2 separate regions of the Homo sapiens genome follow, and region 1 is linked to region 2. A link is an interaction called in ENCODE POLR2A ChIA-PET data of the cell type or tissue named here. Cell type or tissue: HepG2. All regions are shown on one strand. Links, peaks and the distances in the headings refer to the core of each region. The heading gives the core; the rest is flanking DNA.

Region 1 (5,374 bases), core at 289-5,288, 87 kb after region 2:
TAGATGTCTATTCGGTCCACTTGGTGCAGAGCTGAGTTCAATTCCTGGGTATCCTTGTTAACTTTCTGTCTCGTTGATCTGTCTAATGTTGACAGTGGGGTGTCAAAGTCTCCCATTATTAAGGTGTGGGAGTCTAAGTCTCTTTGTAGGTCACTCAGGACTTGCTTTATGAATCTGGGTGCTCCTGTATTGGGTGCATATATATTTAGGATAGTTAGCTCTTCTTGTTGAATTGATCCCTTTACCATTATGTAATGGCCTTCTTTGTCTCTTTTGATCTTTGTTGGTTTAAAGTCTGTTTTATCAGAGACTAGGATTGCAACCCCTGCCTTTTTTTGTTTTTCATTTGCTTGGTAGATCTTCCTCCATCCTTTTATTTTGAGCCTATGTGTGTCTCTGCACGTGAGATGGGTTTCCTGAATACAGCACACTGATGGGTCTTGACTCTTTATCCAATTTGCCAGTCTGTGTCTTTTAATTGGAGCATTTAGTCCACTTACAATTTAAAGTTAATATTGTTATGTGTGAATTTGATCCTGTCATTATGATGTTAGTTGGTTATTTTGCTCGTTAGTTGATGCAGTTTCTTCCTAGCCTTGATGGTCTTTACAATTTGGCATGATTTTGCAGTGGCTGGTACCGGTTGTTCCTTTCCATGTTTAGTGCTTCCTTCAGGAGCTCTTTTAGGGCAGGCCTGGTGGTGACAAAATCTCTCAGCATCTGCTTATCTGTAAAGTATTTTATTTCCCCTTCACTTATGAAGCTTAGTTTGGCTGGATATGAAATTCTGAGTTGAAAATTCTTTTCTTTAAGAATGTTGAATATTGGCCCCCACTCTCTTCTGGGTTGTAGAGTTTCTGCCGAGAGATCCACTGTTAGTCTGATGGGCTTCCCTTTGTGGGTAACCCGACCTTTCTCTCTGGCTGCCCTTAACATTTTTTCCTTCATTTCAACTTTGGTGAATCTGACAATTATGTGTCTTGGAGTTGCTCTTCTTGAGGAATATCTTTGTGGCATTCTCTGTATTTCCTGAATTTGAATGTTGGCATGCCTTCCTAGATTGGGGAAGTTCTCCTGGATAATATCCTGAAGGGTGTTTTCCAACTTGATTCCATTCTCCCCGTCACTTTCAGGTACACCAATCAGATGTAGGTTTGGTCTTTTCACATAGTCCCATATTCCTTGGAGGCTTTGCTCGTTTCTTTTTATTCTTTTTTCTCTAAACTTCCCTTCTCGCTTCATTTCATTCATTTCATCTTCCATCACTGATACCCTTTCTTCCAGTTGATCGCATTGGCTCCTGAGGCTTCTGCATTCTTCATGTAGCTCTCGAGCCTTGGCTTTCAGCTCCATCAGCTCCTTTAAGCACTTCTCTGTATTGGTTATTCTAGTTATACATTCGTCTAAATTTTTTTCAAAGTTTTCAACTTCTTTGCCTTTGGTTTGAATTTCCTCCCGTAGCTCGGAGTGGTTTGATCATCTGAAGCCTTCTTCTCTCAGCTCATCAAAGTCATTCTCCATCTAGCTTTGTTCCGTTGCTGGTGAGGAGCTGCATTCCTTTGGAGGAGGAGAGGCGCTCTGCCTTTTAGAGTTTCCAGTTTTTCTGCTCTGTTTTTTCCCCATCTTTGTGATTTTATCTACTTTTGTTCTTTGATGATGGTGACGTACAGATGGGTTTTTGGTGTAGATGTCCTTTCTGTTTGTTAGTTTTCCTTCTAACAGACAGGACCCTCAGCTGCAGGTCTGTTGGAGTTTGCTAGAGGTCCACTCCAGACCGTGTGTGCCTGGGTACCAGCAGCGGTGGCTGCAGAACAGCGGGTTTTCGTGAACTGTGAATGCTGCTGTCTGATCATTCCTCTGGCAGTTTTGTCTCAGAGGAGTACCCGGCCGTGTGAGGTGTCAGTCTGCCCCTACTGCGGGGTGCCTCCCAGTTAGGCTGCTCAAGGGTCAGGGGTCAGGGACCCACTTGAGGAGGCAGTCTGCCCGTTCTCAGATCTCCAGCTGCGTGCTGGGAGAACCACTGCTCTCTTCAAAGCTGTCAGACAGGGACATTTAAGGCTGCAGAGGTTACTGCTGTCTTTTTGTTTGTCTGTGCCCTGCCCCCAGAGGTGTAGCCTAGAGATGCAGGCAGGCCTCCTTGAGCTGTGGTGGGCTCCACCCAGTTCGAGCTTCCCGCTGCTTTGTTTACCTAATCAATCCTGGGCAATGGCGGGCGCCCCTCCCTCAGCCTCGCTGCCGGCTTGCAGTTTGATCTCAGACTGCTGTGCTAGCAATCAGCGAGATTCCGTGGGCATAGAACCCTCCAAGCCAGGTGCGGGATATAATCTCGTGGTGCTCCATTTTTTAAGCCTGTCGGAAAAGCGCGGTATTAGGGTGGGAGTGACCCGATTTTCCAGGTGCCGTCTGTCACCCCTTTCTTTGACTAGGAAAGGGAACTCCCTGACCCCTTGCGCTACCCGAGCGAGGCAATGCCTCGCCCTGCTTCGTCTCGCGCACGGTGTGCTGCACCCACTGTCCTGCGCCCACTGTCTGGCACTCCCTAGTGAGATGAACCCGGTACCTCAGATGGAAATGCAGAAATCACCCGTCTTCTGTGTCGCTCAAGCTGGGAGCTGTAGACGGGAGCTGTTCCTATTCAGCCATCTTGGCGCCACCCCCCCAACATTTCTTATTTTTCAACAGAAAGATCTCAAATTCTGTAGACTGGGAAGTCTAGCATCCTTAGGAACATACCAAGAATTTGCATTCAGTAGTGCCGAAGGAACAGCAGCTCCGTGACAGTTCAACTCATAAGTGGCTCCTCTTTCCTTTCTCTTACTGTTAGGTTCCTATAATTCACTCTACGTCAATACATTATGGATTTAATGTCAATTAGAGAGCCTTCAAAGAGCAAAGTGACCTGAACACTTTGCAATGAGATGCACTTGAAAATACAAATGAAAAAATGACAAAATACACTGTTACATCAAAAATAAATGCTATGCACTAGATTTTTCCCCTCTCTACCTCCAACTTGTCCTTGTTCCTGTAAGAAGTCAAGATGTGGCTATGTTAAAAAATGGGTGGATGGGTGAACAGATATGGAGCCAACACTATCTCTTATACACAGAGGAAGCAGTGAAGGAACCTTTCACCTTGATTTTAAGCCTGACAAACAAAGGCCAATTTGGTTGTAAGGAAAAGATGAAGTCTTAGGAGAAAATGACCTTGCCTTTCATTTTCGACCTTATAATAACCATTCTGAAAAGTTGTAAAAGGGAATCCCATGTTGATTAAGATAGTGAATGGACCAAATGACTTCATTGGTTTAAGTGAGGTACACCCTGTCCTCACCTTAAATTCAGGGTGGGAAAGGCCGGACTGTCATCTTACTCTTTTCTAATCATCCATTTAGTGGATGTTATTGTTCGATGATTTGTTCGATGTTATTGCTGTTTACCATGGGGGCTGTAAAAGATGAAGCCATTTTAGTGTAGGTCACCAGAGCACACACTCTGGAGCCTACTGCTTAGATATGAATCTCAGCTCAAGTCCATGTATGAGCTGAGTGACTCTGGGCAAGTTACTCAACCTCAGTTTACTCCTCTATAATATGGGCATAATAACAATTCCTCCTTCATAGCTTTATTGTGAAGGTTAAATAGTTAACATTATGTAAAGTGATTAGAACAGTGCTTCATAATAATAATTATGTTGATATTAACTTATTAAAAATTAATATTACTTAAATTATTGTTATTATTGTTATGCATTTTATTACTTGTCTATAGACTCTGGAAACTCAAGGCCTTTCTGTCTTTTCACGCTTGAACAGGTCACTGTCTTCTACATCCTATCCTTTAGTTTTCTATCAAATTAACTTTTCCAATTAATGTCTTTCATCATTGTTTTTTTTCGGCTCACACTGTGGACTGACCTCACACTGAATAGACAATAACTCAAACACTCTTTGATTACCACTCAAGGCTCTCCATAGACTGGCCTCAACTGTATTCTCCAAACTTTTTAGTAGGGAAGATGAAGTCGCTTTGGTTTCTCAGTCCATTTTCAGAGACAGCAGCACCATCTACTGGACGATCTTTATTCTAAGTAACTGAGCATTCACATTCTCGACTGTTAGAACTTGAAAGAGCGAGAAAGCAGAGGTGGATGTTGGTGTTGTCTTTGGTTCATTTGTTCTAAGATCACATTCCAAGGCTGAATACATGAAAGACCATGAAAGAGTTAAGGGAATGCCAGGTACAGTATTTCATGTTGAAAGACTTTGAAATCATGATTTTAGAATGTAAAGGGAACTTAGAAGACAATGGTAAAGCAGCAACAGTTAGAGTAACGCTGTATGTTTATGTATCGCTGAAAAGTTTTTAAAGAACTCTCACATGATTTGACCCTCAAAGTAGCCCTGAAAAATAGACAACACAGATCTTATTATCTCCATTTTAAATGAAAGGAGAGTTAGGCAAAGGAAGGCTAAATTAGGTGCTTTAGGTTTCACACCAGGAATTGTGACTCAGTGTTGTGGACTTTCCATTACACTATACTTACCTGCTCCGGACTCTCATTCTATAGATGGGAAAACTGACTCCTGAAGAATCTAAGCAACATCTCTCAAATCCAATGGTAAGTTGTAGTAGTATCAGAACAAGAGTCTCCTGATTAACAATTGGCACTCATTGACAATTCTACTTCTTCACTTTCTTATAAAATTTGTATAAATTTAAAGGGTATAGGTGCAGTTTTTTTTTTTAACATGGATATATTACACAATGGTAAAGTCTCAGCTTTTAGTGTAACCATCACCCAAATAACCTACGTCATGCCCATCAAGTAATTAATTTCTCATTCCTCACCCCTCCCACCTCTCCACCCTTTTGAGTCTCCAGTGACTATTATTGCACACTCTACGTCCATGTGTACATGTTATTTAGCACCCACTTTTAAGTGAGAACATGCGGTATTTGGCTTTGTTTCTGAGATGTTTTTACTTACGGTAATGACCTCTAGGTCCATCCATGTTGCAGCAAAAGATGTGATTTCGTTCTCTTTTATGGCAGTGTATATTCTTTTGTGTATATATGCTACATTTTCTTTATCCAATCCTCTGTCGATGGACACTTAAGTTGAATTCATGTCTTTGCTATTATGCCCCACTTTGCCCTAACCCCAATAATGACAACACCATCAGTGAAAAATAGAGAGGTGATGATGAAACTCTCATTGGAATTATTGCTCTGAATTGTGAACATAGGCAGGTGAAGCATGAAAAGGTGAAGCATGAAAATAAATTGATTCTGATACCTGCCATTGGTACAGTCACTCCAGGGTAGAGCCTGGTCCTGAGATTGAAGAAAGAGGCTGGGTAAGATGGCTCATG
Region 2 (5,374 bases), core at 104-5,103:
CCTGTGCTCCGGGGCCTTGCACCTGATTAATATGGAATCTGCACCGCAAGGTGCCTATGGGCACGTACGCGAAGGTGTCCCAGTCCACCGCAGCGAACACACCCCACAGCAGCCAAGGCCCTTATGACTGAGTCAACAGGACACTGGCGACCCTGAGGGCCAGGAGAAGCGGGGTGTCTGGGTGAATCCCACCTCTGCATGGGGAGGGAGTCTGTGAAGATTGACGTCCAGACACGCCCCCTCTCCTCCGCAGCGCCCCTCTCTGCACAGTCCTGTCCCACAAAGAGAGACATCGGCTCGTGGCCACCTGCCAAGTCAGGCCCAGGCCGCGAGGGAGGGGAAAAGGGCCGCGGGAGGCGGTGCACGGGCTGTTCAGATACTGCCCCCGCCACTCCTTTAGACTCTGGACGTGCGGGGACTGGTGGCGCTCGGCCTCGCGTTATAAAAAGCGGTGGGGCAGGGCCGGCGAGACAATCTGGGAGGCGGGTACCGGGCCTCACGGATCCGCGCCGCGCCCCCCACCTGTGGCTGCGCGCGGGGTGGGCTGCGCTCCCCTGGGCGGCGCCGGGCGCCCGGGGCTGGTGGCGAGATGGGCCGCTACTCTGGCAAGACGTGCCGGCTGCTCTTCATGCTGGTGCTCACCGTCGCCTTCTTCGTGGCGGAGCTGGTCTCCGGCTACCTGGGCAACTCCATCGCGCTGCTCTCCGACTCCTTCAACATGCTCTCCGACCTGATCTCGCTGTGCGTGGGCCTGAGCGCCGGCTACATCGCCCGGCGCCCCACCCGGGGCTTCAGCGCCACCTACGGCTACGCCCGCGCCGAGGTGGTGGGCGCGCTGAGCAACGCGGTCTTCCTCACCGCGCTCTGCTTCACCATCTTCGTGGAGGCCGTGCTGCGCCTGGCCCGGCCCGAGCGCATCGATGACCCCGAGCTGGTGCTCATCGTCGGCGTCCTGGGGCTGTTGGTCAACGTGGTGGGGCTGCTCATCTTCCAGGACTGCGCCGCCTGGTTCGCGTGCTGCCTCCGGGGACGCAGTCGCCGCCTGCAGCAGCGGCAGCAGCTGGCGGAGGGCTGTGTCCCCGGCGCTTTCGGGGGGCCTCAGGGCGCGGAGGACCCGCGGCGCGCGGCGGACCCGACAGCCCCAGGCTCGGACTCGGCCGTAACCCTCCGGGGGACCTCGGTGGAAAGGAAGCGGGAGAAGGGGGCGACCGTGTTCGCAAACGTAGCAGGTGCCTTTCGGTTGCATCCTTTGGACCGCTTGGCCCTTCCTTCCTCCTCCCACCCGGTCCCTTTCTTCTCACCCCACGCCCTCTTTTTCTTCTGCATGCTTTTTTTCTGTTTTTTTTTTTTTGTTGTTGTTGTTTTTTTTTTTTTTTTTTTTTTTTTTTTTTAATAAATCCATTCCCTTTACAATCCCGCTTTACTTCTCTTCTGCCAATTTAACATATTCCCCATCCCTTCTTTTTTCTCCTGGATCCTCGGGTAGCCCTGGCCTCTTTTCCCTTACCCTATTCTCTGTATATGAGTATTGATTTTCTTGGAAATCGGTCACTATTATTGGGCAACAGGCAGGACTCTCCAACCCCTCCTCCCTCTCATTACTTGCTGTCTGAATTTTGTTGTTCTCCCCCCCTCTTTGCCCATCCGTTTGTCTTCTTGGGTGTTACGGGTTTAGGGGCTGCAGGTGGGCTCCCATTCACCCTCTTTTTGTTTTAACTTGAAAGGATGTGTGAATGAAGTCCAAAGGTGGATCACAAGGCTATTTCAAGGCCAAAATGTACTGTTCTGAGCTGTGGGTGTGCAGAAGGGTCTCCCTTAAGCTAGTAGAAATTTAAAATAACAAAACTTTATTTTGAGTCCATTGGTTTTTTTTTGTTTGTTTGTAGAACTTATACACAACACAAGGTTTCTTCTTTGAATGCAGGTGATTCCTTCAACACCCAGAATGAGCCAGAAGACATGATGAAAAAAGAGAAAAAGTCTGAAGCTCTGAATATCAGAGGTAGGATTGACTTTGGGCCTATTTGAAATCCCTTTCTATGACACACATGGACTGTGTTGTTTATTTCTGTTTGACTTTTAATAAGGCAAAGGTGTGTTTGAAAGTAGGCCAGTTACATGCATAGACTATGACCCAACTCTCTTTCGTAATCACTGCATTGATCCTGAGGGAGAAACTGGTTGCTAATGATTTATCTTAGCTCCACTGAGACCCATGCTAATACTGCCTGCTCCAGAGCTGCACATATTAATATTGTGTTACTACTTTACTTGGTTTTACTGGTCCGTGGATATTGCTAATAAATCATGCAACCCATTTTAATTGAATTGATTTTGATAAAGGTAGGAAAAGAGTAGGTGAGCTGCTATCCAAGGTTATGCCCTATCTCGCATTGCTGAGTGACCCTATTGCATCAGCTATTTCTGCCAGAAATCTGCTTTTGTGAAGGGACCGTTGGCTCACTAAAACCTCCACTCCCAGGACCAAAGGGAGTGTTCTGGTGAGGCCCAAGGCAAGCACCTAGCTAGCCTCTCACCATGTGGTCAAGGTCGGAAGCACTGGACTAAGGTCAGCCCAGGGCTTTTTGAGATGTGTTTCTCGCTGGACACCATTGTAGCCAACATCTCTCCCTTCCAACTTCTTGGGCATAGACTTTGCTTCAGAGTGATCCCAGAAGGGGTTAATCCCCAATTTTGACTTTGAGAATTCCAACAAGGATTAAGCAACCCTCTACTTTCCTGTGGTTTGGGGAAAGCCTGTAAGTGGGGCTTTGATGGAAATAATACAATGAAAAATTAATAATTCAGGAGATACCTTCACTTTGAGTGTCTCACATCTGTTTTACAAAGGAATTCTCAGAGTGAACCTATAGGGAAAATCCAGAAGATAACAACAATAACATATGATCTCCTAAAAATTTCTAAATTAATCAAACAAATTTAAAGGCAACAGGGGAATTTGCTCTCTGAAAGAGCTTAGTAGTGAGCTTTTAAAAGAGAATCTGTAATGAAAAAAAAATCATCCTTTATCTCTCTTTTTTAAGGTCCAGTTTAAAAATATATACATTGGGGTGGGCGCGGTGGCTCACGCCTGTAATCCCAGCACTTTGGGAGGCTGAGGTGGGCAGATCACCTGAGGTCGGGAGTTTGAGACCAGCCTGGCCAACATGGTGAAACCCCACCCCATCTCTAGTAAAAATACAAAAACTAGCCAGGCATGGTGGTGGGTGCCTGTAATCCCAGCTACTCGGGAGGCTGAGGCAGGAGAATTGCTTGAACCCCAGAGGTGGAGGTTGCAGTGAGCCGAGATTGTACCACTGCACTCCAGCCTGGGAGACTGAGCTAGATTCTGTCTCAAAAAAAAAAAAAAAAAAAAAATATATATATATATATATATGTACACACACACACATAAATTTTAAGGTGGAGTTCACCATCAGAGGCTTTAACTTTTCAAAGCCTGTTCTGTTAAGTATCCTCATTTTTTTTCTTCTTTGAGATGGAGTCCTGCTCTGTCTCCCAGGCTGGAGTGCAGTGGCGCCATCTCTGCTCACTGCAACCTCTGCCTACCAGGTTCAAGTGATCCTTGTGCCTCAGCCTCCCAAGTAGCTGGGATTACAGGTGCGCACCACCACGCCTGGCTGATTTTTGTATTTTTAGCAGAAACGGGGTTTCACCATGTTGGCCAGGCTGGTCTCGAACTCCTGACCTCAGGCAATCTGCCCGCCTCGGCTGCCCAAAGTGCTGGAATTACAGGTGTGAGCCACTGCACCCGGCCAACTATCCTCATTCTTATGTTACAAAGTTGAGAAAGAGAATAGGTAGGTGGATTGATGCAAAGAAGAAGAAGAGTAGGCCCTCATAGTTATAGTGATCTTGTTTGGGAAACTTGTATGAACTTGCCAAATTTTAGTCCTAAGCTATTGAAGTTTCTTGGTAGAAAAATGTCAGTAGTAGAATGCCTTGCTATACCTGGCTGGGCCTTTGGTTTACAGGGACTGACACCAGTGCACCTTTAGCTTCTGATAGAGGTGAATAGTGCGGTGGCTGAAAGGTTGGGATTTGGCTTCAAACTGCCTGAGTGTGAATCATGGCTCTGCCACTTAAGAACCATGTGACTTTGGGCAAGTTATTGAACCTCTCTAAGCCTCCAATCCCCTCATCTTTAAAATGAGGATAATAACAGTACCCACCTTATGGGATTGCTTTGAAATAAATGAAACATATAAAGTGTTTAGGCTTATAGTAGGAAAACTAGCTAACATTTTTATTGAGTATGTACTTTGTCCCTGGTACCATTCATGAATGAGTGAACTGGTAGTCACATTAATCTTACTGAGTGGATACAATTATCGTTTAATTAGTGGGTGGAATTGCTGGGCTCAATCCATAGTGCTTCCGTGTTAGCTGAGATCATTCCTGCTGCTTTTGATGAGTACCTGTACTGTGGCTAATAGGAGCCTTTACATATTCCCGGCTAAGTGTGAGGCTGGCCTCCCCTTTGGTGCTGTGTTCTTATCTTGGAGCCACAGTTCAGGGAAGGATCACAGAATGTTAGAACTAGAAGGACCTTAGGGAAATTGGACTTCAACCTTTCACTTCACAGATGAGGAAGCAGGGTGTGGAGAGTTTGACGACTTCCCCAAGTCACCCCAGCTCATAGCAGAGACAAGGCTGGAATCCTGGGCTCCTACATCACATTTCTGGCCCTTTCCATGATCACACATTGCCTCTAGACTCCAGACAGGGCTTGCTTCTCTAGTACACAGTCCACTGAATGGTTATATTTCTAACATTTAAGCAACTGCTTTAGAAAGCAGGACTGTGTCCCACTCTCCAGATCTGCAGAGGTAACAGCTTACGGGGATCTCTGTGAACAAAAACAATTTCTTCACTTTCTTTACTGTTTCTCTTATTCCAATGGGAATTTAAAAAATGAGTTTTTGTTTGTTTGTTTGTTTTGTTTTTTGAGATGAAGTCTCACTCTGTAGCCCAGGCTGGAGTGCAGTGTCGTGGTATTGACTCACCACAAACTGCCTCCCAGGCTCAAGCGATTCTCCTGCCTCAGCCTACAGAGTAGCTGGGATTACAGGCGCGCGCCACTGCACCCGGCTAATTTTTTTTGTATTTTTAGTACAGACGGGGTTTTGCCATGTTGGCCAGGCTGGTCTTGAACTCCCAACCTCAGGTAATCCGCTGGCCTCGGCCTCCCAAAGTGCTAGGATTATAGGCGTGAGCCACCGTGCCTGGCAAACAAATGAGTTCTAAGGAACACACTCTGTCTTCTACTGTAAAGTATGGTAAAAACACAATCCTCTTAAAATGCTCATCAATGTGCTTTGTAGTGGTCAATTTTATTTAATAGGATCAAACA

Evidence for each region. ChIA-PET counts read pairs that join two places held together with the same protein. Peaks named below come from ENCODE experiments on the same cell type or tissue, not always from the same donor. Only the 100,000 strongest peaks of a DNase experiment are listed, where the experiment ranks them.
Region 1: POLR2A ChIA-PET joins it to region 2 with 5 read pairs; 4 of 35 experiments call an interaction of 5 or more read pairs at or near these places.

What each region holds. Positions count from the first base shown.
Region 1 is chr1:219,836,615-219,841,988 of GRCh38, reverse strand. It overlaps a transcript of LOC105372926 not described here. Among named protein-coding and RNA genes, the nearest start is that of SLC30A10, 89 kb to the left of the region's middle. RefSeq lists an enhancer at 2,211-2,954. In HepG2, for the core only: a CTCF peak has its summit at 4,065 (motif pointing left); DNase peaks (open chromatin) are centred at 2,179 and 4,068; H3K4me3 peaks cover 356 bases.
Region 2 is chr1:219,923,656-219,929,029 of GRCh38, reverse strand. It overlaps SLC30A10 (solute carrier family 30 member 10), which reads left to right and starts at 473. Exons shown (of 4, transcript NM_018713.3): 1 at 473-1,229; 2 at 1,925-2,002. The coding sequence starts at 590. It overlaps LOC107985281 (a long non-coding RNA gene), which reads right to left and starts at 245. Exons shown (of 3, transcript XR_001738476.3): 1 at 1-245. RefSeq lists an enhancer at 149-443. In HepG2, for the core only: a CTCF peak has its summit at 800; a DNase peak (open chromatin) is centred at 2,149; H3K4me3 peaks cover 2,972 bases.